2 separate regions of the Homo sapiens genome follow, and region 2 is linked to region 1. Evidence: chromatin loops called from intact Hi-C (ENCODE). Cell type or tissue: Caco-2. All regions are shown on one strand. Each heading gives the region's core, and the rest is flanking DNA. Links, peaks and the distances in the headings are about the cores only.

What was found. A loop is a pair of places that touch in the nucleus more often than their neighbours do. Peaks named below come from ENCODE experiments on the same cell type or tissue, not always from the same donor. Only the 100,000 strongest peaks of a DNase experiment are listed, where the experiment ranks them.
Region 2: it touches region 1 in a loop (4-fold over the local background); 2 of 110 quality-filtered maps call a loop at or near these places.

What each region holds. Positions count from the first base shown.
Region 1 is chr7:108,445,687-108,448,498 of GRCh38, reverse strand. All of the region lies in intron 1 of NRCAM (neuronal cell adhesion molecule), which reads left to right. Among named protein-coding and RNA genes, the nearest start is that of NRCAM, 9.3 kb to the left of the region's middle. In Caco-2, for the core only: no CTCF peak of the experiment used is centred there; a DNase peak (open chromatin) is centred at 1,522.
Region 2 is chr7:108,339,584-108,342,395 of GRCh38, reverse strand. All of the region lies in intron 2 of NRCAM (neuronal cell adhesion molecule), which reads left to right. Among named protein-coding and RNA genes, the nearest start is that of NRCAM, 120 kb to the left of the region's middle. In Caco-2, for the core only: no CTCF peak of the experiment used is centred there; DNase peaks (open chromatin) are centred at 1,265 and 1,795.

The DNA of each region.
Region 1 (2,812 bases), core at 231-2,730:
AAAAATTGAAAGTTGAAACATCACCAAATTTTGCTTTCGCATCTTTGACTGCTTAAATGACTCGACATAGTCTTTTCTTCTGATGTTAGTAGCATGATGGCTAAAAGCCATTTTTGTAAATGTATATTTAGTACATTCAAATGAATATTTCTACTTTTAGGGAAATAACATTGACATGGCAATATTTGAACAGTTAGTAACATGGAAATTCCAACATAATAAATACTCTAATGTGAACAACATCTAATTTACTTCAGAATGATTATATTAACTTACACGACATGTTGTGTTTTACATGAATCATGATATATACCTTGTGTGTTTCATGAATTTTAAGGTAAATTTCATTTTAATAGATGTGCTGGGGTTTAAAAAACTCCATGGTTATGTTTACGTTTCTAGTAACAGTTACTGTGATGTGAAATTATAATGGAAGGTAAATAGATGTCAAGGGTTCACTGCTGTCCTAAAACCATGAGGGGGTTCATTAAACAGCAGAGAGGGAGTGAGTTCATGATCAGACTCATTACCTCTAAAGGTAATAGCTTAAAATTTGAAAGAAAGAGAAAGGGAAAAGAATAAAAGTTTTTATGGCTATTGCCTGGCTAATGGAGAATAGTCTCCACTTCATAGCACTCAATACGAAATATTCTAGGGATATTTTACTGTAGTACTTTGGGTCATTGCAGTAACTTGACATCATAAAATAGAAATAACTCATAAGTCACCTTACAAAAATGAAATATGATAAGACATTTACATTTAAAAGAAATGTATTGAGAAGAATTTACTAAGAATTGAAAGCTAAAGTTATTTCAGTGTAACATGCTTAAATTCCTAGCCAAATCCACTCTATTTTCCAGCTGTTTTGTTCCTTTATGTACAGGTGGCCCTAGCTTGAGAAAGTTAGCATATGAAAATGTGAACTTGGTCGGGCGCAGTGGCTCACACCTGTAGTTCCAGCACTTTGGGAGGACAGAGTAGGCGGATCATGAGATCAGGAGTTCAAGAGCGCCCTGGCCAGCATGGTAAAACCCCCTCTCTACTAAAAATACAAAAACAAAAATTAGCCAGGCATGGTGGTGCGTGCCTGTAATCCCAGCTACTCGGGAGGCTGAGGCAGGAGAATCACTGGAACCCAGGAGGCAGAGGTTTCAGTGAGCCAAGATTGTGCCACTGCACTCCAGCCTGGGCAATAGAGCGAGACGCTGTCTAAAAAAAAAAAAAAAAAAAAAAAAAGAAAGAAGTGAACTTGGCAAACCCATATGGGGTGACTGTTCACATCAAAGAGGATTCTTCACTTTGCATAAGGATTATATGATGAGTGAGCTGCTGTAATGTATCAAAGTTCAATTCATGAAAAATTTTTCAGAAATATCTAAGTAGAGACTCTGTTGAAAGAGCAAATAGATACCAAGTGAAACCTAAGCAAATAAGGCTGAATAAAAATTAGTAAAGAGGTAGACAGGTGGGTCTGGGTGTGGTGGCTCATGCTAATCCCAGCACTTTGGGAGGCCTGGGCGGGCAGATCACTTGAGGTCGGGAATTTGAGACCAGCCTGGCCAACATGGTGAAACCCCATCTCTACTAAAAAAATGCAAAAATGAGCCAGGTGTGGTGGTGGGCGTCTGTAATCCCAGCTACTCAGGAGGCTGAGGCAGGAGAATCACCTCAACCCAGGAGGCGAAGGTTGCAGTGAGCTGTGATCATGCACTTGCACTACAGCCTGGGCAACACAGCGAGACTCCATCTCAAAAAAAAAAAAAGACATAGGTTGTAAATGCAGAGAGAACATACGATTGTATAAAAATATTTGATATTTGCTCTAAATAACATTGAGGGGCCGAGTCTGCATGATAAAGAAAAGCAGATAACTAGTCATCCAGGCATTGGGGGCCCTTGCTTATCTTAGTCAGCTTTCTCCATGTCTCCTAACTTCGGAAACCATCCTTGCTCTGTTCTGCGAGGAGCCTGAGCTGCTCTTCACATTATGCATGGTGGTATGTATCTGAGAGCCCCCAAATTTGATAAATGAGTGTGTGCAAGAATGAATGACTGAATACATGAATATTGCAAAATGTCAGAATGTCAGGTGGATCTTTGTTGGGGAAAATTGGGGGGTTTTGTTCTCAGCCCTGGTTTGAAGACATAGATAGATCTAGACCATGAGAAACCAAACATTTATAATTTCATGCCTGGACTCTGTAGATTGTAATTTGCTTGCTGGTTCTAAATTAGGCACTTGAGCAAGCAGGTGAAATCATTGAATCCAGAAGGGTACTATTTAAAAAATTTCTGCTGCGGAGGTCTAAATGACATCCTTGTGACCCCAAAGAGTTCCTCTATAATTTTCTACCTTTGCTAATGGCAGATGATTCCAGATTTGCACGTGGCTTTCCTTTCCCTTCACTGTCTGAAGCTGGTGCTTGTCATTTTCCTCCGGAGGTCTCTGGGTGGCTGCACACTGACTGAGTTAAGCACTTTCTGAGATTGCTTTCTACCCTCTGAATTTGAAGAAATCAGAAGTGAGGCACACAGAACTGAAATGAAAAATGAAGAGACTGGTTTGTGAAACAGATCAGAAGCTCTCATGCTGTAGCTTTAAAAATGGAACTTTCTCCCTTAAGATGTGAGTTGAACTACAGCATGGCCTTTCGTAACTAGTTAGTGGGTTATAGGGGTTGGATTCAGGGCAGTGGTGCCATATTAGAGACACCTAGAATAAAAAGTTATGTAACATCTTTGATTAATTAAAATTTGAGAAGAACTAGGCTACTACACATAGATTAAGAAAGCTCATACACTGCATGGC
Region 2 (2,812 bases), core at 104-2,603, 110 kb after region 1:
TTTAGGGTTTTGGGATGAGGATAAGCCAGTATGGGCTGGATACGTTCCTCACTGAGGGCCCTGGTGCCTTTGGATAATTTTAGCCCTAAGTATTTAGCCTGTTCTGAGCAGAGTTGAGCTTTGGTTTGGAAACCTTGTAGCCACAGGTGGCAAGGAAATTTAAGAGTGCTTGGGTGGCTTGATGGCACAAGGTTTCTGAACGGGCAGCTGAAAGTAAATCATTCACTTACTGAAGGACAAGAGTGTCCAGGTATGAGAACTGGCTCAAGTCTTGGGCTAATGTCTGGCCAAATAGATGGGGGCTATCCCTGAACCCTTGGGGTAAAACAGTCCAAGTGAGTTGAGACGTTGGGTTCGAAGGATCTTCAAAGGCAAAAAAGAATCGAGAGTCAGGATGTACAGGGATGCAGAAAAAGGCATCCTTAAGGTCCAGGATTATAAACCACTCTGCTTCCTATGGTATTTGGGAAAGCAGAGTATAAGGGTTAGGTACAGCTGGGTATAGAGGGACAACGGCCTCACTGATAATCCTGAGATCTTGCACTAACCTCCACTGTCCATTGGGTTTCTGTACTCCTAGAATTGGAGTATTGGAGGGACTATTGAATGGTTTTACTAAGCCTTGGGCTTTTAGTTCCTTAATTTTATTGAGTCTTTGTTGGGCCTCGGGTCTAAGGGGGTACTGCCTTTGGTAGGGAAAGGGGACAGAATCCTTTAGTTTAATTTGAACAGGATGGGCATTTTTTGCTCATCCATATTGTCCTTCTGTTGCCCAGACTTCAGGATTAATTCCTTCCTCAAGCAAGGGACCACAAACGGTTGTTCCTTCTCCTATGTTCAGGTGTATAATGGCCCCTGCTTTTGCTAGAATGTCTCTCCCTAACAAGGGAGTGGGGCTTTCAGGCATAATTAGAAAAGCATGTGAAAGAGTAAAGTTCCCCAGTCACAACTTAGTGGCTGGGAGAAGTATCAAGTGACTGGCTGTCCTAGGACCCCTCGGATAGTGACAGATGTGGAAGACAGTTGTCCGGGACAGGAGAGTAAGACTGAGAAGGCCGAGCCAGTGTCCAGGAAACAGTTAACCTCCTGGCCCTCAATGGTCAAGCATACCCGGGGCTCTGTGAGGGTGATGGGTTGGGCTGGCGCTTGCCCCAGGCACCCTCAGTCCTGCTGCCGGATCATCTGGTTAGTGGCTTCTGACTCAGAGGACCTTTGTCCCCTGGGGCAGTGGGCCTTCCATTGATTCCTTTGACATAAGGGGCATGGATGAGGGGGTGGCTTATTTGTATTTGGACAATCTTTTTAAAGTGTCCTTGTAGACCACACTGGAAGCAAGCCCTATTAGGCATTGGATTTGCCCAGCCTTTCCGTGTTCCAGAGCCTCCAAAGTCTGCTTGCCTGAGGGCCATAACTAAAGCGGTAGCCTTTTTTAAATCCCGTTTGTCTTGTTCTGCCTGCTTCTCCTTATCTCTATTATGAAAAACCAAGGTTGCCAAGTTCAATAGGGTTTCTAAGTTTTTGAAGTTTTTTCTGATGTCTGTAGCTGACTGAGTGATAAACTTATCCTTTAAGATTAGTTGGCCTTCAATAGAGTCAGGTGACAGAGAGGTATGCTTTCTCAAGGCCTCCCTTAGTCTCTCCAGAAAGGCGGTAGGATTTTCTTCCTTACCCTGTGTTATAGTGGACATCATTGAATAATTCATGGGCTTTTTCCTAGTTTTCCTTAGTCCTTCTAGCATGCAAGTTAGCAAATGTCTGCGGCACCAATCTCCGTGTTTTGATTCTGTGTCCCAGTGAGGGTGTACACTGGGAACTTCCTGCTGGCCTGTGGGCAATCGTTCTCTTTCCTCTGTTGTCATCCTGTCATTGACCTGACTGAGATACCAGAGATCGCCAAACTCTCGGGCTGCAGTTATGGTGGCACTTCTCTCATTTGGGGTTAGTGTCTGATTTAGCAGTAACATTACATCTCTCCATGTCAGATCAGATTGTCCTAACCCTTGTAAACATCAATATAGCCATCAGGGTTATCTGAGAATTGACCTAGGTCTATTTTAATTTGCTTCAAGTCTGAGAGAGAAAAAGGTACATGCACTCTGGCTGGGCCGAATTCTCCTCCTCCCACTGCTTGGAGGGGGCATAAACGGGGAATATTGGCACTCTTTGGTTCATTATTTACCCCTTTGTCTATCTCCTTTTGGACCATTTGGGTTGAAGGGGGTTGCTTATTAGTTGGAGAAGGAGTCAGGGGGATGCCGGGGTAGGGAGGTAGACTCTGAGAGCTTCCTGTAGGGCATAAATCACACTTTTTACATAATTGCGAGTTGTCTCTTAATGAAAAGAAAGTTTGTACATATGGCACTTCACTCCATTTGCCTTCTTTTCTACAAAAGAGGTCTAGCTGTAAGATAGTGTTATAATTTATACTTCCCTCAGGAGGCCAGGTTTCTCCCCCTTGAAGAGGATATTGTGGCCAGGAGGTAATGCAGAAGAATATAAGTCGTTTCTTTCTTAGAGTCTGAGGGTCAAATTGGTCCCAATTGTCCAGAATACATCTTAGGGGTGTTTTTGCCTTGAGGGGGAACATTTCCCATCTGAAAAAAGAACATAGGGATGCCAGCACCTCTAGTCATTTTCCGACGAGCATTAGTCGTAGAGCGTCCTCTATGGTCCTAATGCTTATTCCTTTCCAGAGTGTGTCACCACCCATGGACCTCTGCTTATTGGATTAGTTACGCTTACCAATGTAGCAGTCCTGCGCCTGTTTTCCCGCCTTTCTTAACCCAAAGAAAGGGGTTCGGACTGCTGGATT